Linked DNA regions of Homo sapiens: all the other regions are linked to region 3. The links are chromatin loops, found by intact Hi-C in ENCODE. Cell type or tissue: PC-9. All regions are shown on one strand. Region 1 has its middle 10 kb from the start of SRARP. Region 2 overlaps CLCNKB (chloride voltage-gated channel Kb). Region 3 has its middle 15 kb from the start of UQCRHL.

The links. Peaks named below come from ENCODE experiments on the same cell type or tissue, not always from the same donor. Only the 100,000 strongest peaks of a DNase experiment are listed, where the experiment ranks them.
Region 1: a loop joins it to region 3, with 16 times the contacts of the local background. A loop is called at or near these places in 70 of 110 quality-filtered maps.
Region 2: a loop joins it to region 3, with 22 times the contacts of the local background. A loop is called at or near these places in 50 of 110 quality-filtered maps.

What each region holds. Positions count from the first base shown.
Region 1 is chr1:15,990,279-15,998,278 of GRCh38, forward strand. It overlaps the pseudogene TBC1D3P6. Among named protein-coding and RNA genes, the nearest start is that of SRARP, 10 kb to the right of the region's middle. RefSeq lists an enhancer at 3,618-4,458 and a silencer at 4,365-4,514. In PC-9, CTCF peaks have their summits at 4,393 and 4,596; no DNase peak of the experiment used is centred here.
Region 2 is chr1:16,052,321-16,060,320 of GRCh38, forward strand. It overlaps CLCNKB (chloride voltage-gated channel Kb), which reads left to right. Exons shown (of 20, transcript NM_000085.5): 15 at 1-91; 16 at 1,319-1,452; 17 at 3,115-3,203; 18 at 3,355-3,438; 19 at 4,102-4,188; 20 at 4,549-4,988. The coding sequence ends at 4,596. It overlaps FAM131C (family with sequence similarity 131 member C), which reads right to left. Exons shown (of 7, transcript NM_182623.3): 5 at 7,549-7,731; 6 at 7,174-7,284; 7 at 5,449-6,397. The coding sequence ends at 6,117. Among named protein-coding and RNA genes, the nearest start is that of CLCNKB, 13 kb to the left of the region's middle. In PC-9, CTCF peaks have their summits at 3,944 and 4,148; DNase peaks (open chromatin) are centred at 3,511 and 3,921; H3K27ac peaks cover 1,868 bases.
Region 3 is chr1:15,788,900-15,796,899 of GRCh38, forward strand. It overlaps the pseudogene RPL12P14. Among named protein-coding and RNA genes, the nearest start is that of UQCRHL, 15 kb to the right of the region's middle. RefSeq lists an enhancer at 2,878-3,378. In PC-9, CTCF peaks have their summits at 3,325 (motif pointing right) and 3,529; a DNase peak (open chromatin) is centred at 6,482; H3K4me3 peaks cover 384 bases; H3K27ac peaks cover 4,367 bases.

The DNA of each region.
Region 1 (8,000 bases), 200 kb after region 3:
TCCCTGAGGGTCCTGCCCTCCAGCTGCCCTTGGTACCCACAGATGGGCCGAAAAAGCCCTGATGGCAACATCTCCCCATCCCGTGTCCCCTGGCCCGACCCCACTTCTAGGAGACCACCATGAAGCCCAGCACCCGCCCTCTGTCGTGGCCTCAAAGTCAGGCTTGCCCTCCCAGCACCCTGGCCCAGGAGGCCTCCAGGAGCACCTCCAGCCAGGCTCCAGGGGATATTCCCACCCCTCCTCCCCAGGGCCAAGGCCGCATGGTGGGGTCCCCAGATGAGAGGGTGGGAGACCTCAGGGTTCAGGGGCCTCTGCAGCTGTCCAGCTCTTCCAGCTGATGGTCCCACATCTTGGGAGCAGGCTGATTTCATGATGGGCTGGGGGCTTCTCAGGATTCCACAGCCCAAATAGCGCAAGGGTCCAGGGCCTCCAAGACCACCAGGAGCATGTGGCACCCAGGCCATACCCCAAGACCATGAGGCACGCAGTGAGTTTATGGTCCCCCCAGCTCTTCCCCAGTGGCCCTGCATCCTGTGGGGCCGGAGGAGCCAGGGGCTGCCAGACCCTCATGGGGCTGGTGAGAGGGTGAGTTCTAGCCAGGGCCTGACCTGGGACGTGGGGTTCTCCATGGATTTGGAGTTGGGTTTCCTTTCCTGCCCTGGAGGAGACAGAGGCACAGGGACTGGGGCCAGTTCCCACAGAGCAGGGCTAAGGACAGTGTGTCCACCAGGAGTGCAGGGAGGGGAAGGTGTAAGGAGCCCTGGACACCGCCCAGTGTTCTGCACTTGGGGAAGGGTCTTCAGAGGGCCCTGGAAGAGGGAGGTTTTTAGGGCAGCCCAGAGGGACCTGAGCACCTCTGTTCCTCCCATCAGGACAAGGAAGGGCTATGCATTCAGGGTTCCTCATTAGGTTGGTTGCTTTGGAGCTTGATCAATGGGGTAAGGAGGCACAGGGAGACCCTGGCTCAGGGACCCTCCTTGCCCTACAGGGCCCTGCTCTTCGCCCAGGGGTCCGGTTCACCCCCAGCACATAGGAGGCACAGGCAGATATCTGCAGGACACACAAGCAAAGCCCTCTGCCCAAGAGGGGTCATCCCACGGCAGAGGCTGGGACTCAGGCCCAGCCTCATGGGCAGACTGGGCCAGGACCCACTTGGGAGGGCTCAAGGAAGCCTCAAGTCCTGGGGAAGCCCCTCTCTCCAGAAGCCACATCCCCACTGAAATGAGTGCTCCCCCATGAGGAGCTGCAAGACCTTGTCTGACCCAGCCTCCTGAAGGGGTCTGATGACCCTCATGGGAAGGGTCAGTGACTGGGGGACTGAAGCCCCAGTGGGCCCGGCTCGAGCCACCAGCCCCCAGCCTGGAAGGGCCAGGTCCTCCCACACCTGCTGTCCCCACAGATCTCTCTCGGGCTCACCCTGAGCCTTTGGGACGTGTATTTGCTAGAAGGGGAACAGGTGTTGACGCCAATGGCACGCACTGCCTTTAAGGTTCAGAGGAGTAAGTCCACGTGTGCCCAATGGGGACTGGGGAGCACAGGGGTCAGACCCTGACTGGCCCGGTGGCAGCTTCCTCACACTGTCCCCATGATCCTCTTCTCTGGCCCAGAGGGAGGTCTGGCTGGGTAGGCTGGGCAGGGAACAGTGACATACCCCCTCCTGTGGGAGCCCATCCCCTACATGACCCAGATGAAAGTCAGGAGTGTGGTGAGCACTTCCCTGCTCAGGCTGCCCCCTAGCCACAGCCTCCTGTGCACATCTGGACCCCTGGGGTGGCCACAAAGGGATCCGGCACTCCCCAGTGGGAGATGCTGAGGTAGTAACGGGGTATGGGCTCTGACCCCTCCCAGGGAACACTCCTAGCCTGATGCCTACCCTGTCCCTAGAGCACCTCGTGAAGATATCCAGGTGTGGCCGTGGGCATGTTTTCAGGACCAGTTTTCCCATACCTGGGCCCTGGATGATGATGCAGTTCTCAGACACCCTTGGGCCTCTATGAGGAAACAAGGAAGCCTGGGGACCTGCCACCCCCAGGTGGCCTGCAGCACCAGGTACCCTCCCGAGTCACCCCCTGGGGCAGTCAGTAGTTGGGGAGTGCCCAGGACCTCCAACACTACTACTTGGGCCTTCCTCTTCGCCTTTTCTTCCTCCTCTTCCTCCGGACTCTAAGAAAGTACAATAGGCCCCCAGGTCCTCAGGGCAGGTGGTCAGTTTGTGTGTACCGGACGTGCTGTGCAAGCAGGAGGGGGATGTGCGCAAGACTCTCCAACAAGCCCCCTCCCACTTTCCACCATGTCCCACTCTCCCCTTCAAAGGGCCCTCAGGGTCATTGGAGGAACCAGATCCATCTATGGGACTCCCCACCCCTCCCTGCGAGCACTGACAGCCTCAGAGAGCAGCAGAGGCTCCTCACTCCTGAACACCCCTCCAAGGGTGCCAGGACAACAAGCCTTGAGCCAGAGAGACAAGGGAATCTATGTCCCTGATCCCCGACCAGGGCGTTTAGTGGGTGGGCACAGGGGGGACCCCTGGCCCAGAGCCAGAGCCAAGAGTTCAGCCAGGTGTGGGAACGGTCAGTCCTGGCATGGACTGGGCAGCCCAGGAGGGCAGAGGGGGCTCTGTATCTGGGCTCTCTCACCCACCGTGGAAACAGGTCTCCATGTGAGGTGGCGAGGGGACTGGGTGACAGCCAAGGCCCCTCCCACCTGAGTTCTGACTGGAGGCTGTATCCCAGGCTCAACAGTCCTGGGATGACGGCATGGGGCAGGAAGCCCCCAGCCAGCCTGAACTCTGGGGGAGGGCAGTCCCAGGAGCCACCTGCTGCACCCCGACAGCTTCCCACCACAGGAGGCACAGACCCCTCCGTCTGCGATCAGCAGCCTGCAGGTGTGTCCTCAGTGTCAGACCACAGGGGCTACACAGAGACCCTGAGGACTCCAGAGACCCAGGCAGGTGGAGCCCGGCCAAGAAAGGACTGCGTGGGCTCACTGGAGATGCTGACCACGTCTGTTTCTTTCAGCCAAACCTGAGCAAGGGTCCTTGGCACCCAGGCCTGGGCTGGCTTCACCTGGCAGGAAGACCCTCTGGCAGGGGGACAGGCAGGCCCCTCCTGGCCCAACAACTCGGTTCCAGTGGCCCATTTGGCCAGCTTCCCCGCCATGGGTGGCCCGTTTGGTCAGCTTCCCCTCCATGGGTGCCTCGTCCTTTCATACCCTGTCCTGATGGGACTATCTGTGAGGCCAAGGCCCAGTGGCACGAGGGGGCTTCCATGGAACCTAGGGCAGCAGGCCATTCTCTGGGGGCACCGGGGACTGAGGGTGTGCCCAGCCTGGCCCTGGCTCAGGGGGAACCTCAGGTTTCCTGGAGGTTCCTCCAGTGGAACTCCATGCCACGGCTCCATCCCTATGAACCTGGATGTGGGGGGCCCTCGTTGCCCCCCGTTATGATTTTGAACAGAGCTGCTGGGTCCAAGTCCCTTCCAAATGTGTCCTGGACAGCCCCAGGACCATGGGACAGCCTAGCCCAGGAAGCCCATGGGGACCCCGAAACCAGGCCCTGCCCAGGCCCATCAGGACTAAAAGGGAGGTCGGGAGATACCCCGACTGCAGCGTGGCACCTGTGTCTGGCCCGCTCGGTGGTCAGTGACTGGCAAGTCTGGAAGGGGTCAGGGTGGCACCCCGCAAGCTGCACCACAGCCCCAGACACCTCGGAAAATCCCGTTCAATGGGGAAGCCAGTCCCATCAAGGCCACGAGAGAGAAAGGTGAGCATGGCATCCCCGCAGCCCCGGCCAGCCAGCAGCATGCCTGGGGCCTCTGTCCCAACCTGTGGGACAGTGTCCCCCTCCCAAGGCACAATTCCCAAGCCAAGAGGGGTCTGGACTAGACCCCAGCCCTGGGAAGTGAGGGGCACCAGGGGTGTGGTGGGCTCCCAGCTGCAGTGAGCATGACCATGCAGGGGACCCTGGCACTGCGGAGCTCTGCACTGTCACAATTCACCTCGCAGAAGCTGGGTGAGATCCCGAAGCCTCGCAGCCACTGCTGGAGCCACAGCAGGCGCCCCCACCACGTGCCTTCCAGCTGCTGGTGCAGGCTTTCCTGACAGCAGGGCGCCCTGCAGCCCTCGCCTCAGCAGCTCAGACTTGGAAGGTATCTGTGGCTCAAGTTCCCAGTGCTCCCACCGAAGAGAATTACTACGGAGGATGCTCTGGGTCCTGAGTCGAGCAAAATGGCACGCCCTATGGATGCAGCCTGCTTCTTTCCCGGCCACCACGCCTGCTGGATGCGCCCACCGAGCAAGTGGTCTTGAGACGGTCATGGGGACGGAAGAGGTTCAGCATCCTGCACGGGCCCTTACCAAGGCTCACTAGGCTGACACCATGGCTGAGCGCCCTCTCTATTGACAAGAGACTTGCACCCAGTCCCTGGGATGGACCAGCTGGCCACCTGCTGGCAGGCTGGTCACACTGCGGAGGGGGCTGAGATTGGCTTTCACTGCACTGACCCATAATGTGGACATGGACCTGCTGGCCCTGCAGGGCACACAGCACTGCTTCCGACTAGGGGACCCCATTCACAGCTAGAGACATGCAGCAGTGTGTTCCCACCTCAGGGCCTTGGCTCTGCCACCTCTACTTGGAATGTTCTCAGTTCCCTCCAGGCTTCTAGAAGCATCTAGGCCAGGGCTCATGACTGGATAAACAACCGAATCCCCACAACCCAAACAAGCTTTTCATTCTCATTTTATTTGGTGTTAAACTTAAGAAAATGTATTAAGACATGACTTACATCCCTGGTAAGTGTGCAGCTCGAAAGACATTCACAGATGGAACACACCAGCCCCCAGATCACAAAGCCAACCATGGCCAGCCCCTCCAGCGCCCCCGGCCCCACAACCAGTGTCCTGACTTCCGTTGACACCATGAGCCTGTCTTTTGTACTTTACACTCATGGAAGGATAAACACTTTCACGTTTTAAAATAAATGTTTACTTTTGAAATGATTCTAGATACACAGAAAAATTGAAAAGACACTGTAGTGTACTCTACACCTTATACCCAGCTGCCCCTAGTAATGACATTTTGCATTACCATGGCACATTTGTCCAAACTAAGAAATGTGGGCTGGCTGTAGTGGCTCACACCTGTAATCCCAGCAATTTGAGAGGTTGAGGCAGGTTCACTTGAGCCCAGGAGTTTGAGACCAGCCTGCGCAACACAGGTAGGCCTTGCCTCTAGAGAAAAGTAAAAAAAAATAGCCAGGCATGATGGCGTGTGCCTATAGTCCCACCTAATCAGGAGGCTGAGGCAGGAGGATTGCTCGAGCCCAAGAGTTCCAGGAAGCAGTGAGCTATGATCGCACCACTGCACTCCAGCCTAGGTGACAGAATGAGAATTTATCTCTTTAAAAAAATTAATTTATCTTGGGTGCAATCCTGTTAACTAAATAATAATGTTAACTATTATCTAAAGTTATTAACGCAGTAATTATATTAACATAGTGAAATTTTTTCAGATTTCATCCTCTTTTGCCTAACTTCTTGTACCTGTCCTGGGATCCCACCTCAGACTCACCCTCTGCCTTTAGGTCACTTCTCCTTAGCTTCCTCCAGAGGCTACAGCCAAACACACACCTGGGCTGAATAGTAGAGCTGGTTGCTGCTGGGTTCCAAACCTCTGCAACATGTTACTGTACTAAGTACTATAGGCAATGGTAACATAATGGCGGCTATTTGTGGGCCGGGCATGGTGGCTCATGCCTGTAATCCCAGCACTTTGGGAGGCCGAGGCGGCTGGATCACCTGAGGTTAAGAGATTGAGACCAGCCTGGCCAACGCGGTGAAACCCCGTCTCTACTAAAAATACAAAAAATGGCTGCCCAGATATCTGCTGGGCATGGTGACGGGCACCTGTAATCCCAAATACTCAGGAGGCTGAGGCAGGAGAATCGCTTGAACCTGGGAGGCGGAGATTGCAGTGAGCTGAGATCGCATCATTGCACTCCAACCTGGGCAACAAGAGTGAAACTCTGTCTCAAACAAACAAGCAAACAAACAAAAACAATGGTGGCTATTTGTGTATTTAAACACAGAAAAGGATCATAAAAATACAGTATAAATGATAAAAAATGGTACACCTGGCCAAGTATGGTGGTTCATACCTACAATCCCAGCACTTTGGGAGGCCATGCTGGGAGGATCACTTGAGCCCAGGACTTCTAGACTAGTCTGGGCAATATAAAAAGACCCCATCTCTTTTGAGATATCAATTTTTAGAGATGGTGCACCTGTATAGGGCAGTTCCATTATAATCTTATGGGACCACCATCCTATGTGCATTCTGGCATGGACTGAAATATCATTATCTGACATGTGATTGCATAAGTAATCTAGAGATGATTTAAAGTCTACGGGAAGATGTACTTAGGCTATATGCAAATACTGCACCATTTTATATCAGGACTTGAACATCTGTGGATTTTGGTATTTGTGGAAGGTGGTGAAACTGATTCCCCTACACACACCGAGGGACAACTGTAAATCTTCCGGGCCCCATAGAAGGCTCAATTCCCTGCACCCCCACCCCCAGATAAGCATTCTAAAGTGTTTGTTCACTTTACCTGCTCATCCGTGAGCCAGAGGGTTCCATCAACAGCTTGGGCTGTCTCAGAGAGACCTGGATTCAATCCCATTCAGCCACTTAGTGTGTCACTTTGGACAAACCATGTAACTTCTCTGAGCCTCAGTGTCCTCATCTGTAAACTGGGTTGATCATGGTCCTTACCTCACAGGGCCACTGTGAGATGAAAGCTGACACCGCGAGTGACACCACTTCTCTCTCCCTCAGACTCAACAGGAAGATGCCTTTGCTGCCCAATGCGAAGGTTATGGGGAGGACGCGAGGCCCCAAGGTTCCCCTGTCCCAGGAGCATAAACCCTGGATTTTTGCTTCCAGAAACAACCACCTCTAGGATGAGGATGGCTCTCAACTCCCCAAAGCCTGTGCTACCACCCCACAAAGGCAGCGTCTTCAGCAGTGGGGAAGGGGCTGCACTGCGCCAGCCTCACCCTGGCCACTGTCTGCCCTCATGAGTCAGAGCCCAGCTAGGTCCTCAAGCAGAGCAGTGCAGAGTCCGGCCCCAGTCCCAGGCTCCAGGCATCCCTGCCACCCCCACCTGCCCCCACCAGCTGCCTCCATCCCTTAGCCCCTGCTTCCCTCCTTCCCAGCTCAGGATGTCTTAGCTCCTTACATGTCCCCATCATCTGTCTCCTCAAGGGGAGTGCAGCACAAGGGCAGGGAACTCGGCCAGTCTATGGCTGAGTCTCCGGTGTCTGGGAGAGATTAGAAGCTCAACACATACTTGCCCAGTGTCTGTGTGCATTTCATCAAGCAGAAGACAGCTTTGGAAATGAGAAGAGACCCTCCTGAGGCGACAGTCCTTAGCTGCCATTTCTCAAGTATTCTTGGCGTGCCACGCACTAAGCTGGACCATGGACATGCGAGCTCTGGAACCCGTGAGGTGCTGTCACTCATGCACAGGTGGGTTGGCTCAGCCCTGGTGCAGTCACATAGCTCCCTGCTAGCTGAGCTGAAATTGGAACCCATTCAGTTTGGCTCTTGCACTGCACAATGGCTCCCCAGCTCCTCTGAGTGAGAACTAAAGCCTTGCAATGCCCTCAGGTCATTGAACCTGGGACTTCTCTTCCTGAGCTGCCTGCCGCTCTTCCCTGCTCACACCAGGTCAGATGCAGACCTCCCCTCTGGGCCTGAAGCATATCAATCATGCTCCTGCCTCAGGGCCTTTGCACAAGCCATTCCCACTGCCCGGAATGCTCCCTGCCCAGATATCTGCTTGGCTGACCCATCACCTCCTACAAACCTTGCTCAGATCTTGCCTCATCAATGAGGACAACCCTGGCCATGCGTCTAGAGGGCGTCCAGCACAGAGTATGTGCTCAATACACAGGTGAAGAAGGAAGAAGGAAGGGATGGAGAAGAGAGAGGT
Region 2 (8,000 bases), 260 kb after region 3:
TTGCACAGAGCTGCCAGCCCTCCTTCTATGATGGCACCGTCATTGTCAAGAAGCTGCCATACCTGCCACGGATTCTGGGCCGCAACATCGGGTGAGTGGTGCCCACCTCAGGCTGACTGAAGGGGGTCACAGTGTTTGGGAAGGGCTGGGGTGAAGGGCACCTCGAAAAAGAAACGCCACCGTAGCTGACCTCGGACATGGGGGCTGACACACAGCTGTGCTCTGTTCTCCACTCTCCCCAGTGCCCCGGGTGACCTTGGGCAAGTCCTTGGCCTTGAGGCCTCAGTGTCTGTCTAGGGGTCAGCTGGGCTTCACAGCAGGAGGATGAGTATTGCCCCGTGTACAGATTGAGGAAACCGGGGCTCAGAGAGGTGCCGTGTCTTGCTCCAGGTGACACAGAGAGTCAGCACCAGATCCGAGAGGTCTCCTCCCCTCTCCCCACTCCTGCTGTCCTTGCTGGGACTTTGGGAGCAGGAGGTGGAACGAGAATGGAAATGGGCTTTGAGGTCTTCACTCAACCAGATAGGACCAGAGCAGCTTCTGGCACCAGAAAAGCAGACCAAAGAGGCTCTGAGAGTCCCTGGGTCTGAGGCCCCGCTGAAAACACAAGCAAGCTGCTGCCTTGCTCTGAACCCGTTTCCCTATCTGGAAAATGGGGCTGCTTACCCCAGTGGTTTCCAGACTTTCAAGTTTTTTTCCCTGGGGGAGGCATATACTTTTTTTTTTTTGAGATGGAATCTCACTCTGTTTCACAGGCTGGAGTGCAGTGGCACAATCTCAGTCACTGCAACCTCAACCTCCCAGGTTCAAGCAATTCTTCTGCCTCAGCCTCCCAAGTAGCTCAGACCAGGCATGTGCCACCATGCCCAGATTATTTTTGTAATTTTAGTGGAGACGGGGTTTCACCACGTCAGCCAGGCTAGTCTTGAATTCCTGGCATCAAGTGATCCACCTGGCTTGGCCTCCCAAAGTGCTGGGATTACAGGCGTGAGCCACCGTGCCCAGCCGCATATACTTTTTACTCAAATTAAATCCTCCAGGGAAGGCTGCTGGGTAAAACAGGCTAAAGTGGAGCTGGTCTGGGGGACACGGGGGTCCAGGGGGCTGGGAATTCGCAACTGGGTCATCGGCGATGTGGTCCCCAGGTTTCCTCTCACCGTGGGTTCTAGGAGTCCCTCATTCCAGGAACCTCTCCGGCCCTGCCCACACTCCAGAGCCGTGGGTCCCCGGTTCAAGCAAAGCTCCCCACAGATCCCCCTGCCAGCCTGGGTCTCACATCCCTGACTGTGGGGCCTGATGGGAGCCCCTCTGCCTGCAGTTCCCACCGCGTGAGGGTGGAGCACTTCATGAACCACAGCATCACCACACTGGCCAAGGACATGCCACTGGAGGAGGTGGTCAAGGTTGTGACCTCCACAGACGTGGCCAAGTATCCCCTGGTGGAGAGCACAGGTGCCCAGCCGGAAGGGAGGAGGAAGTCGGGGGTAGGGGATGCCCTCTGCCTCCTTCTTGAACCTGTCAGGCAGACAGGATCTGCATCCAGGCTCTGTGACTTAGCAACCAACCGTGTGACCTTGGGCAAGTCACATCACCTGAGCCTCAGTTTCCTCATCAGTAAAATGGAAATCATGGCCACCCTCCCTTGGGGTGGTTGACATGTCTAAAGAGAGTCGGCCGGGTGCTTGTAAGGCAGTCCCTGGGCAGCTGCTGGGGTAGGAGCATGGGGACACCACCAGGGTCTTCCGGAAGCTTCCCTTCAGGCCTCCCTTTAAGCATTCCCCAGATGAGTCCCCTCCTCCAAATCCTTGTTGCCACAAGGAAAACATCTCTTTAGAGACAAAAGCATGGTGGCTCTTGTTAAAAGGCATGGAACTCACTTCTTGCAGAAACCTTAACTAGAGCGTCATTTCCTGTGGGTACAAGTCCAGTATCTGCATTTAGAAGATAAGGCGGGGTTGGGGGGTAACCCTGCTCACTCAAGGCTGCTGTCAGCCCATGTGTCCCCCTGTGCAAGTGAGACAAGCTGCACACCTGGCAAGCACACCACAGCTGGATTTTGGTCTCCACTTGCACTTTGGGCAGGCACCTTGTGCAGTGAGCAACCTGTACAACCATATGGGTCACCCCTATGCCCACCCCAAGAGGGATAAGGCCATTTATGAGCTAAAGAACTGTGAGTATACCACTTAAGCTCTATGTACTGCATTTTCATCATCTTGAAAGTAGGGATCAAGAGAGTATAGGATTGCCAGACGTTCTCACTCCAAATGCTAGGCCCTTCTTTCCCCCACTAACTGGAAGACCGTTAGCATTATGCTGTGGAATATGCCAAATATCTCATCTGAAAATGTTTGCATTCGGATGACCCCACCAAGAGCCTTCACTTCCTGGATCAAAGAAAGAACTAGCCTCAAAGACAAAGACAAAGTCCTCTTTTACCCTCAGAGCCACAGCAAAGTGCTCCAACCAACACAGGCCCAGGCTGTGGGACCCCACTGCTCACCCAAGAAATAGCCTTCAGTGTTCATTTAAAAGGGAAGGGGGACATTTATATGTCTAGGTGTCAAGTTTTTATTCCACTCAACAGAAAGCAAAAACACCAAGCTGGGCCCTCAAAACTAAATATCCGACAATGCCATTGATGCCCCAGGGCCAGAGTGAAGTTGCCAAGGCCCCAGCACACAGTAGGACCTCAGAACACAGTGTCCTCCTGGGTTCACACCTTCACTGTGCTGCGCCAAATGTGAAGCCTCTTGGGAAATGAAGGAGAAAGCCCAGCCCTGACACACAGACTTCATCGTGCTGGCGTCCCTAGCTTGCTCCTGTCTTGAGGCCTTGCAATGTGGGGGATCTCAGTGGTGGCCAGGGTCCCTCCTGGCTCCCTGGCAGCCTCACTCAGCCATCCTCAGCTACCACACCTGAATGACCTTGGGCAAGACAATTAGCCTCTCTGTGCCTCTGAGCCAAAGTTTCCTGTCCTTTATAATGGGTGACAATAGTCACAATAGCCCCATAGGAACACCAGAACAGTTCTTGGCTAAGTAGGTGCTAAGTAAATGTGAGTCCCTGTTTCCTCCTAATGTGCCTCCCTCTGGCTGTCTCTCCACTTGCCAGAGTCCCAGATCCTGGTGGGCATAGTGCGAAGGGCCCAGCTGGTGCAGGCCCTGAAGGCTGAGCCTCCTTCCTGGGCTCCTGGACACCAGGTGGGTACTCCTGAGGGGCATGGGGATGGGGCGGGGGTGGGTCAGCAGGAATGGGAGGAGAGGGGCCCGCTGATATCCTGAGGGAGAGGTGGTCAGAGAGAGGCATCCTGGGGAGGCCAGCCCTGCACCTGTAACCCTTCCCCACCCCCAGCAGTGTCTCCAGGACATCTTGGCTGCAGGCTGCCCCACAGAACCAGTGACCCTGAAGCTGTCCCCAGAGACTTCCCTGCATGAGGTAACGGGGAGAACTGGGGAGTGTGACACATGAGGCCTCTGGGTGGGGGAAGAGCTGATGAGGAGCTCACGCTCCAGCCTCCCCTCCCAACCCCGCCCTGCCCGTCTTATGCTGCTTCCTGCTCCTCCTGGGCCAGTGTCCTCATCAGCAGACTGGGCAAAGAAGCTCCTGCCCTGTTGCCCCTCACTGCCAGGGTTGTGGGGATGATGCAGAGAGATGAGGGAAGTGGGAGAGTGGCAAATGTAAATCTCTGGGTGGAGAAAGACAGTGGAGTTGCACCAAGGCACACGTGCGCTTCAATTTCAGGTCCACCGCATTCTCCCTGTGTGATCTTGGACAAACGACTTAACCACTCAGGACAGAGCCTGGCACACGGGTTGGGGAGGGGCAGAGGCTGACAGGGGACCTGGAGATGGCCCCGCCCCCTCTGTGCTGCTGGAGGGTGCTGGATATTAGGTCCTGTTTACCTGCGGCCCCGCCCAGACCCTTGCATGGACTCTGGCATCCCCCAGTGGCCACATTGGACATTGCAGGCCTGGGTCTCTTGTCTCCCACACACATCAGGCCCCGCCCCTCTTCCTGGCTCAGAGGCGTGGTGGAGTGGGCTAGAGGGTGGGCTGGGCACCTTCTACCCTCCAGTGTTTCCTAACATCCCCCATCCAGGCACACAACCTCTTTGAGCTGTTGAACCTTCATTCCCTCTTTGTGACGTCGCGGGGCAGAGCTGTGGGCTGCGTGTCCTGGGTGGAGGTACCAGGGTCCCGGGGGCAGAGCAAAGCAGGGAACCTATGCCTGAGAAGACTGGGGAGGTGGGGAGGTGGGGTGGGGGGGACACCAGCATGCTCCCATCCAAACCTGGGGGGATTCAGAGGATACTGATGAGTCCCTCTTCTTGGCCCAGATTGGCCACTGGGCCTGGCTCCCCTACCTTGTTTTCTGGCCAGTGGCCAGCCTGCCCCTCTCGGCCTCAGTGATCCCATCTGTGCAATGGGGTGGCACAGGCTCTACTATTTACCCAGAAACCACCCTTAGGGGAACCAAAAATGCTGGAGCCCCCCTCACAACCTCCTCTACATCCCCCCGCACCTCCACCCCCTTTCTCTGTTCTAGATGAAGAAAGCAATTTCCAACCTGACAAATCCGCCAGCCCCAAAGTGAGCCGGCCCAGCAAGATGAAACAGGGCACCCCAGCTGACCTGGTACTGAGGTTGGGCTGAGACCCTGCTTCTCTTCCCCCATCACCACCTGCCCCTCCCTCCAGCCCAGCTCCATTCTTTGGCATAACAGGCAACTTTAACCTAGCCCAGAAGAGGATGGCTCATCCTGGGTGGGACGATGGCTCCTGCCTTGAAAGACAAAAATCCCACCTTGGGCAGAGCTGAGTGTGAGAAGATGGAAAACCAGTATCTGCCAGTTGCTCAGTGACTGGCCATCACATTAATGAATGATGAGATTGGAGTACACTGTCACCAAGGGCAGGCACAGATGCCTTCTGGGGTTGTCTGGTTCCCAGTGAGAGGCTCCTGAGAAAAATAAAGCTGGTTCCCAGAGCTGGTGTCCATCCCTCATCTCAGCTGCAAGGTTGCTGGTCTGGGACTGGAGCTCCTTACCTGCGCTGGCCCAGAGTGAGTTTCCCGTGGTCACGTGGGCACTGCAGGCTCGGGCCCCTGGGCTCCTCCTCATGCTCCATTTCTTGGCAGGGAGATGCCAGGGAGAGAGGGTCTCCCACCAGGTCTATGATGCTTGTCCTCATGGATAAGCAGGACCCTGTGTTGCTCAAGCCCTAGTCTCCTGCTTGGCTGGGCCACAGCTCATAAAGCCAGGACCCAAGTGTGGCTCCTTGGGGAGTCCACAGAGCCTTAGGCATCCTCCATGGGCCCTCTCTGGCTGGGTGGGAGCAGGTTGACCAGCTGTGTGAGCATTGGCAGTAGGGACCTTCCCTGACTCCCTCCGGACTCTGTCCAGGGGCCCAAGGTCACATCTTCCCCAGCAGAGACCAGGCCAAGGTCATCCAGGGTGAATCCACCACTTTAATGTCCTCAGAGAACCTTGAGTGAGATGGGAGGGAGCCGCAAGGAGGGGGAGTGGGCTCCCAGGGGTGAGGAGCAGGGGACACGGAGGAAGCAGGTTCAGAGAGGGAGGGACAGACAGACAGACACTCCAGAGAGACAGATGTCCTGGGTGAAGAGAGCCGGGGAGCAGGTGCTTAGCTACCAGAAGTGGTCACCCCACCTTTGCTGGGGGGCAGACACAAGGAGGGAGTTGGGAGGGACTGAACCCCAGGTACAGGCAGGGTTCCCAGACCCCACTGTAAGTGGGTCTCAGTTCTCTCCATGGCTGTCCTCCTGGGGGCCTGGCTGTTGCTCCTCTGGGCCAGGCTGCCCTGGTGTCTCTGAGAGTCCGTGAGTTCCCTGAGGGCAGACACCCTGCAGGGGAAGGTGCCCACCTGAGTGAAGTAATGAAGGGGGAGGGGGTTATGGCTCCCACTGCTGGGGCAGGTCCACCGAGGCACAGAGAGGCCACCATGAGCACTGGCCCCATCCCTGCCGCACCTACCCTGTGCCTACCCGAGGGGTCAAGGGATGCCCTGCCCTGGACCCCGGGGTCCAGATATGCCTGGGCTGCCCACCAGGCGAGGTCATGGTGAGAGCAGGTGCTGGACCAGCACAGCCCCCACCTCAGTTATAGAACACCTCGTCCTCCTCCCAGAGGGAGCCGCTGTCCATGGAGGGGAGGGAGCCCGGGGGGTGGGTCCCACCCTCGGGTCCTTGGGCCCCGGGCAGCCGCCGCCGATGCTGCAGCTCTGGGCTGGGGGGCTGCGGGATGCCAGCGGTGCTGGGGGGCTCCTCAGGTGAGGGACAGCTGTCAGGGGAGGGGCTGGGCGAGGAGAAGGCCTGAAGGCTGTCATCCTGTGAGGGGCCGCTGGGAAGGCTGTCCTGAAGGTAGATGCTCTCCAGATCTGGAAAAGCAAGGGGGTGATGGGGGAATGGCGTCCCAGATCCAGCTCCTCGCCCTCTCTGGGGGTGTGAGAAAGGGCAAGGGGCAGAAGACCTGCCTCCAAATCCAGCTATGTGACGGCCGAGCCTTGTGACCTTGGTCAAGTCACCAAAACTCTGAGCCCCAGCTTTCTCCTCCAGGCAGTAAACGGAGGAGTTAAGAGTGGGCTTGGAGCCAGCCTGTGCTCTCTGAGAACTGGGACAACCAGTGCTCCTCTGGGCCTCTGTCCCCTCCCCGTCCCTCTTGGGGCAGGAGGACTAAGTGCAGGCTTCCCCCAGGGCCAAGGCTCCTTGAAGCCCTCAGTAGTAACCTGGGCTTCTAGAAAGGTGGTTGCTCGTGCCTGGTGCTAAGTTTCAGATCCGGCTCTGACGCTTCTAGCTGTCATTTGGAGTAAGTTTCTGAACGTCTGAGTGCCTCTGTTTCCTTATTTGTAAAATGGGGACAACAAGACCCACTCCCTAGGGCTGCTGTGAGGATTCTGTGAGGTGCCTCGTGCACAGCCCTCGGTGTGGTAAGCGCTCGATTCCCGCCCCCACTGTGCTCACTCTCTCCTTCCTGCTCCTGGCACTGCCGGGCAATGGGCAAGGCAAGGATCACTGCCCCATTTTGCAGATGAAGAAACTTAGGCTGAGAAAAGGAAGGGGCTTGGCCGAGGTCACACTGCCTTTGGTGATGGGCAGCCATCCAGAATCAGCTCCACTCTGCCCACCCCCGCCCCCTGGACCCTCTGGGCTGTACCTTGGAGCTGGACGATGCCTTGGGGGCTGTTCTCGGGGTGCAGCTCCTCTTCGTCCAGCGAGGACCAAGCGCTCAGTGTGGCCTCTGTGATGGCAAACTGCTCGGCGACCCCTGGGGGAACAGCGAGATCCAGCTCAGGGGGGCATGGGTGGGGACGGCCTCAGTGCCTGATGGAGCTGCTCCAGGACAGGCGGGAGGGTGGCCACCTCTCTGGGCTGCCAATCCACACCCCAGTGGTCAAGAGTGCTCACTTAATACTCACCCACCCTATGCCATTATTTTTTCCTGCCCAGACAATGCCCATGCAGTGATCTGGGCCCCCAAGGACCCAGCTTCACCCCCACAGAGCCCTGGCCAGTCCCCCTCCTCGCTGACCTGCAGCAAAGCGGGCCTCACGCAGCTCATCCGGGAGGCAGCAGTAATGCTCGTCCTCAGCTGGGGACAGCTCCCAGCCTGCCGGCTGGGCACTCCAGCCCTTCCACTCGATGAGGTGGGCCACGCGGCCTCGGGCCATGGCCGTGGGCTTTGTGATGTGGTCCTTGATGCTCTGCACCACCCCTGGGGCATGGAGGGCATCTGGGTGACTGTCCTGACACAAGGCTCAGCGCAGGGCCTGGCCCCCATGCCTCAGGCCCACCCAGTGGCCTGTACCCCACATTCCCTCAGTGCACCATGATCTCCATCAGTGCCCCCACACCTCCCCAGGGGCCTGTACCCATCTAACTCCTCACGCCCTCCAAAGCCTTCTGCTCACTCCTGCCCTGAGCCCTCCGAGCTCTGTGGCCCCCTTCCCTTAATGCCCCCACCCACTGGCATCCACATTTCCT
Region 3 (8,000 bases):
AGGAACACGCCTGCAGTCAACAAATTTGGGTTTATTATGCTTGCTGTGGCAAGGGAGGCCACACAGCACGGGGAAGCCAGGGCATCTCCAAAAGCAGTGTTAGTGCTGGTATCGGATTTGGAGAAAGATTTAAGGAAGTGTGGGTTTGCTCTGGATGTGTGCTGTCAGAAAGCGGGGTGATTGTATGGTTCAGTGACTCGATCCCTTTATATCTACAGCTGTGATTGGGGGCGACGCAGCAGCAGCTGCAGGAGACATTCTCATTTGTGTGGGTGGCCCTGAGATGCGTGTTCAGGACAGCTGCTGAGTGGTGTTGCTTTTGACTTTAACCTTCTTAGGCCAGACGTGGTGGCTCATGCCTATATACCCAGCACTTTGGAAGGCCAAGGAGGGCGGATCATCTGAGGTTGGGAGTTTGAGACCAGCCTGACCAATGTGGAGAAACCCTGTCTCTACAAAAAATACAAAATTAGCCAGGTGTGGTGGCGCATGCCTGTAATCCCAGCTACTCGGGAGGCTGAGGCAGGAGAATCGCTTGAACCTGGGAGGCGGAGGTTGTGGTTAGCCGAGATCACGGCATTGCACTCCAGCCTGGGCAACAAGAGCAAAACTCCGTCTCAAAAAACAAAACAAAACAACAAAAAAACCATATAAACAAACAACAAAAAAACCATATATATGTGTGTGTGCGTATATATATGTATATGTGTGTATATACATGTCCATATATGTATATATGTATGTATATGTGTATATATATGCATATGTGTGTGTGTGTGTGTGTGTGTGTGTGTGTGTGTATATATAGCCTTGTTGTAATTCCTCATGTCCTAGCATGCTTCTGTTTGAGTGTATTTGGAGGGGTGTTACCTGGATGAAATTCTAGGAGATGCCTCTGCTTTTCGGGCTGCCCATGTAAAAATCATTCCATTCCATAAGGGGATGCTTCTAGGGAGCACTCAATAGTGTGTATTCACCTCCCCCACCCCAACCCTCCCAACCAACCTTCATTCTTCTTTTCATTCCTCTTTTCATCCTTTTCTCTGCTCTCACTTGGAGGGCGCCTGCCACATGTAGGCACAATCAGAACACCCCAGGCAAAGATGATTTCCCTTCCCTTTGGGTACACTTACTGGCAAAGATAAAATATATTCTCTAGATTCAAAGAGATATTTGTGCACCCATGTTCATATCAGCATTACTCACAATAGCCAAAAGGGGGAAGGAACCAAGTGTCCATGAACAGAAGAACGGATGACAAGATGTGGTCTCTCCAGACAATGGAAGATTCTTCAACCTTAAAAAGGATGGCAGCCTGGGTGCGGTGGCTCACATCTGTAATCCCAGCACTTTGGGAGGCTGAGGCAGGTGGATCACTTGAGGTCAGGAGTTCGAGACCAGCCTGGCCAAAATGGTGAAATCCCATCTGTACTAAAAATACAAAAATTAGCCATTAGCCAGCTGTGGTAGTGCACGCCTGTAATCCCAGCTACTCAGGAGGCTGTGGCAGGAGAATCGCTTGAACCCAGGAGGCGGAGGTTGCAGTGAGCCGAGATCGTGCCATTACACTCCAGCCTGGGTGACAGAGCGAGATCTCCGTCTAAAAAAAAAAAAAAAAAGGCCACACGTGGTGGCTCACACCTGTAATCCCAGCACTTTGGGAGGCTGAGGCAGGCGGATCACGAGATCAGGAGTTCAAGATCAGCCTGGCCAACATGGTAAAACCCCGTCTCTACTAAAAATACAAAAATTAGCCAGGCATAGTGGCACACACCTGTAGTCCCAACTACTGGGGAGGCTGAGGAAGAAGAATCATTTGAACCCAGGAGGCAGAGGTTGTGATGAGCTGAGATCGTGCCACTGCACTCCAGCCTGGGCAACAAAGTGAGACTCCATCTCAAAAAAACAAACAAAAAAAAAGGATGGCATTCTGACACATGCCACAATGTGAATACACCTTGACAACATTGTGCTCAGTGAAATAGGCAGACACAAAAGGACAGACACTGTATGATTCCACTTATATGAGTATCTAGTCAGATTCATAAAGACAATGTAGAACAGAGGTTTCCAGGAACTGGGGGGAAATAGGAATGAGGAGCTTAGTGTTTAATGGGGGCAGAGTTTCAGTTTGGGAAGGAGAATAGCGTTCTGGAGGCTGGGCGCAGTGGCTCACGCCTGTAACCCCAGCACTTTGGGAGGTCAAGGCAGGCGAATCGCTGGGGCCCAGGAATTCAAGACCAGCCTGGGCAACATGGCAAAACCCTGTCTCTACAAAAAATTAGCCAGGCATGGTGGCATGCGCTTGTAGTTCCAGCTACTCTAGGGGTTAAGGTAAGAGGGTCATCTGAGCCTGGGAGGTCGAAGTCGCACTCCAGCCTGGGTGACAGAGTGAGACCCTGTCAAAAAAAAAAAAAAAAAAAAGCTGGCCAGAGTTCGAGACCAGCCTGGCCAACATGGTGAAACCTTGTCTCTCTAAAAATACAAAAATTAGCCAGGTAGGGGCCGGGCGCGGTGGCTCACGCCTGTAATCCCAGCTCTTTGGGAAGCCGAGGCGGGCGGATCACGAGGTCAGGAGATTGAGACCATCCTGGCTAATAGGGTGAAACCCTGTCTCCACTAAAAATACAAAAAATTAGCCGGGTGTGGTGGCAGGCGCCTGTAGTCCCAGCTACTCGGGAGGCTGACGCAGGAGAATGGTCTGAACCCAGGAGGCGGAGCTTGCAGTGAGCCGAGATCGCGCCACTGCACTCCAGCCTGGGCGACAGAGAGAGAGTCTGTCTCAAAAATAAAATAAAATAAAATATTAGCCAGGTGGAGTGGCGGGCACCTGTAGTTCCAGCTACTTGGGAGGCTGACGTGGGAGAATCACTTGAACACAGGAGGCAGAGGTTGTCGTGAGCCAAGATTGCACCACTGCGCTTCCAGCCTGGGTGACACAGTAAGACTTTGTCTTAAAAAAAAAAATAGTTCTGGAGATGTATGGTGGTGATGGTTGCCCAACAGTGTGAAGGTACTTAATGCCATGAAACCGTACAGTTAGTTGCGATGGTAAATTTTACATGTATTTTAGCACAATTAAAATATACGTATATAATACATCTATCTATGCATCTAAACCAGATGCTGCGAGACAGGAAGAGGAGCTGGTGAAGGCATGCAGTGCTGGAAGGGTCCTGAGGGGGACGGTCCCTGCCTAGGGTCCCCTGCGCAGCCTGGGAAGGCTGGCCACTGCTGTCTGCAGATGAGCTGGTTGTCCCGGCTGTCCTGGACTCCCTAAAGGCAGGTGCGCACACAACCACTAGAGGGCAGCATGGGCTGGCGAACGGGGAGCCCGGGCATGAATGATTTCAGGGTTCACACGGGTCCTCAACTTCTCCAAACTGCAAGAGGGGAAGGGTCATTCCGGCCCACGCACCACGCAGGGTGGCAGTGAGGCTGAGAGGAGAGAACAGATTGCAAAACTAGAAAGTGTCCAGCCTGGGCCAGGCACGGTGGCTCACGCCTGTAATCCCAGCACTTTGGGAGGCAGAGGCCGGTGGATCACCTGAGGTCAGGAGTTCGAGATCAGCCTGACCAATATGGTGAGACCCTCGTCTCTACTAAAAATACAAAAATTAGCCGGGCATGGTGGCGTGTGCCTGTAGTCCCAGCTATTCAGGAGACTGAGACAGGAGAATCGCTTGAACCCGGAAGGCGGAGGTTGCAGTGAGCCAAGATCATGCCACTGCACTCCAGCCTGGGCGATAGAGCTAGACTCTCTCTCAGAGAAAGACTCTGTCTCAAAAAAAAAAAAAAAAAAAAAAAAAAAAAAAAAAAAAAAGAGAAGGAGACCAAGGTGCAACTTTCTTCGGTTGTCCCGAATCCGGGTTCATCCCACACCAGCCACCTCCACCATGCCGTGAAGTTTGACCCCAGAGAGATCAAAGTTGTATACCTGAGGTGCACTGGAGGTGAAGTCGCTGCTTCTGCGCTGGCCCCCAAGATCGGCCCCCTGGGTCTGTCTCCAAAAAAGGTTGGTGATAACATTGCCAAGGCAACGGGTTACCGGAAGGGCCTGAGGATTACAGTGAAACTGACCATTCAGAACAGACAGGCCCAGATTGAGGTGGTGCCTTCTGCCTCTGCCCTGATCATCAAAGCCCTCAGGGAACCACTAAGAGACAGAAAGAAACAGAAAAACATTAAACACAGTGGGAATATCACTTTTGATGAGATCGTCAACATTGCTTGACACACGTGGCACCGATCTTTAGCCAGGGAACTCTCTGGAACCATTAAAGAGATCCTGGGGACTGCCCAGTCTGTGGGCTGTAATGTTGATGGCCGCTACCCTCATGACATCATAGATGACATCAACAGTGGTGCTGTGGAATGCCCAGCCAGTTAAGAAGCAGAAAGGAAAATATTTCAATAAAGGATCACTTGACAACTGGTGGAAAAAAAAGAAAAAGAAAGAGTGTCCAGCCTGGGCAATGTGGAGAAACTCCATCTCTACTAAAAATAGAAAAATTAGGCAGGGCCAGGCGCAGTGGCTCATGCCTGTAATCCCAGCACTTTGGGAGGCCGAGGCGGGTGGATCACCTGATGTCAGGAGTTCATGACCAGCCTCAACATGGAGAAACCCCGTCTCTACTATAAAAATACAAAATTAGCTGGGCGTGATGGTGCATGCCTGTAATCCCAGCTACTCGGGAGGCTGAGGCAGGAGAATTGCTTGAACCTGGGAGGCGGAGGTTGTGGTGAGCCGAGATCACGCCATTGCACTCCAGCCTGGGCAACGAGAGCGAAACTCCGTCTCAAAAAAAAAAAAAAAGAAAAAAAGAAAAATTAGGCGGGCGTGGTGGTGAGCACCTGTGGTCCCAGCTACTTGGGAAACTGAGTTGGGAGATTCACCTGAGCCTGGGATGCAGAGGTTGAAGTAAGCTGAGATCGCACCACGCCACTGCCCTCCAGCCTGGGCCACAGAGCGAGACCCTCTCTCCAAAACAAAACAAAACAAAAAACTAGAAAGTGAGTGATATGGCTGTGGAATTGCTGCCTCTGTCCTAGAGACACGCCCTTTTGGAGGGAGACCTGTGTCAGCAGACTGAATTCTTCATTGGCTCAAACCCCCACCTGCTAGGAGGGGCCCACCTGGAAGTCCCCATGCTGCTACCCTGCAATTCCATACCTGGGAACCTGGGCACAGTAAGCACAGAATCAGAGCTGGGACAAAGGACAGCATGGTGCACTGGGAGCCCTGAGCCTTTCTGATGGTCACCCTGTCCCCAGAGGCCCCTTTCCCGAGGGCACACCCAGGTGTGAACTTCACCCAGCACAGGCCACAGGCCAGCCCCTCCAGGGCAACCCAAGCCCCTCCCTACCCTGCTAGAGAGACAAATGGTGGGAACCGGGAATTGAATGGGGGGATGGGGAGAGGGGAGGAGGCTGAGCTGATGAGGAAGAATTGCAGGGACTGAGAACATTTTCCAAAAAATGTTCTCCTCACTTTAATGTACAGTTTATGTAACAAAATAATCTATGAAGTAGCAATTTTGACATTGCCAAAGAGGAGGAAGCTGCACATCAGAGAGCTGGTATAACTGCACAAGGCCGCACAGCAGAGACAGGATCAAAGCAGGTCCAGTGAAAATTCTATAGTCCTCCACTACAGACCCACTTCAGAAATCCATATTCTAGAATGTTTCAGAACCCATCGTGTAACACAGGTGCCAATGTCCAACTGAAAAAACCTTTAATGTCTGGAGCTCTGCATCTCTGCATCTTTTTTTTTTTTGAGACACAGTCTCACTCTGTTGCCCAGGCTGGAGTACAGTGGTGCAAATACAGCTCACTGCAGCTTTGATGATGTCCTGGGCTCAAGCAGTCCTCCTACCTCAGCCTCCCAAGTAGCTGGGACCCCAAGCATGCACCACCACACCTGACTAATTTTTTAAATTTTTTGTAAAGATGGGGTTTTACCATGCTGCTTAGGCTGATTTGGAACTCTTGGCCTCAAGCAATCCTCCTGCCTCGGCCTCCCAAGTGCTGGGATTACAGGAGTGAGCCACCGTGCCCAGCTAAGACCTGCATCTTTTTTTTTTTTTTTTTTTTTTTTAGAGATGAGGTCTCTCTATGTTGCCCAGGCTGCTCTTGAACTTCTGAGCTCAAGTGATCCTCCTGCTTTGGCCTCCCAAAGTGCTAGAATTACATGTGTGATCCACCACGCCAGGCCAAGACCTGCATCTTAAGAGGGGGAGTTTAGACTGCAGGCCTCTTGCTTGTAAGTGACATATAATTTTCCCAATCCATCCAGAAAGGTCCTTGTATCCTGTATGACTCATACTAATTCTCAGAGAGTGAGCATCAGATTAGAGAGACTCTGGAGTGTACCCTGCTCATAACCTTCCTTCTGCAGAAAAAAATGTATGTGATTCAGTGGAAAATAATGCACTATCTACACCCAGCACACCCTTCCTGGTTATCAGATTCTAGCCTTTTATTGTCTTTGAGCGACTTTACAGCTCTGTAAATTATAGGTAAATGATATATTGCCCTGTCTAGTAGAGGTTCTCCCTCGCTTTCTTGTTGAAAAACCAGTTTTCATTTGCACATTCATTTCAATATTCCTGACCTATGAATGTGACTGTTCTTAGCTGTCCCCCCTTTTTTTTTTGAGACAGAGTCTCGCTCTGTCACCCAGACTGGAGCAGAGCACAGTGGCATGATCTCAGCTCACTGCAAGCTCCGCCTCCTGGGTTTAAGCGATTCTCCTGCCTCAGCCTCCCAAGTAGCTGGGATTACAGGCATATGCCATGATGCCCAGCTAATTTTTGTATTTTTAGTAGAGACGGGGTTTCACCATGTTGGCCAGACTGGTCTTGAACTCCTGACCTCAGGCAATCCACCTGCCTCGGCCTCCCAAAGTGCTGGGATTACAGGCGTGAGCCACTGTGCCCGGCCCTTAGCTGCCCTTTTGAGCTGGTTATAACATCACCTGGCTCCCTTATGAGTTAAATAAAATGGCTAATACCTATTCATTTTCTATCTGTGTGGGAGTCATGATTTTACCTTCTTTTGAAAATGAAAATGACCTTGCAACGCTTCCTTCATCAGGTGTTTATGACAGCTCCTTTAGGCCAGAGGAGGTGGTGGGGTCCCTTGCAGGGCATCCCATGAGGTGGAATTAAGAGCAGCTGGCCGGTGGCCTCTGTTCCCCAGAGTGGTCTCTGAATGGGAAGGGAGGGGAGGGGAGGAGGAAGACAGGAGGGAGGGGTTCTGCCCAGTGGATGGGATAAGGTCTTAGCAAGACCTAGATTCTCGGGCTGGGTGAAGTGGCTCATGTCTATAATCCCAGCAATTTGGGAGCCGAGGCAGGAGGATCACTTGAGCCCAGGAGTTCTATTTCAGCCTGGGCAATAGAGTGAGACCCCATCTCTACAAAAAAAAACAAAAAACAAAAAACAAAAAAAAAACTAGACTCTCTCTCTGGTTAAGCTCCTAGCCAGCTATTTGACCTTGAGACACAATGTCTTTAAGTTTTGAGGGTGAGGAAGGGTGTCAAAAACTGACATTTATTTCCTGAGCTCTTGTCTGTCTTGTCTGGGGTGAGGCTGGAGAGGTGGGATGATTGACTACGCTGAACAGGAAGCTAGGTTTCAGGAGTTAGGCAGCCTGCCTGGGATCGAGACTCCTTGATGAGGATACTGACAGTAATAACAACAGCAGCAGCTACCATTTCGTGGGCATGCATATGCCCATATGTATTATCTCATTTAGTTCCCACTGCTGCCTGGAAGGAAGGAATGATCTATGATCCCATCGTTCACACAGGGAGACGAAGGCTCAAGGTCACACCACATAGATTCCAGCTCTATATTTAGCCAAGTCCTAAACCCTTTATTCCACTGCCTTAGCCTCCTAGATGAGACAGGGCAATCCCTTGGCCACTGAATTGCTTTTTTCCTCACCTACAAAACAAAGAGAATTATTACCTTGATCATACACGTAAAGGAATG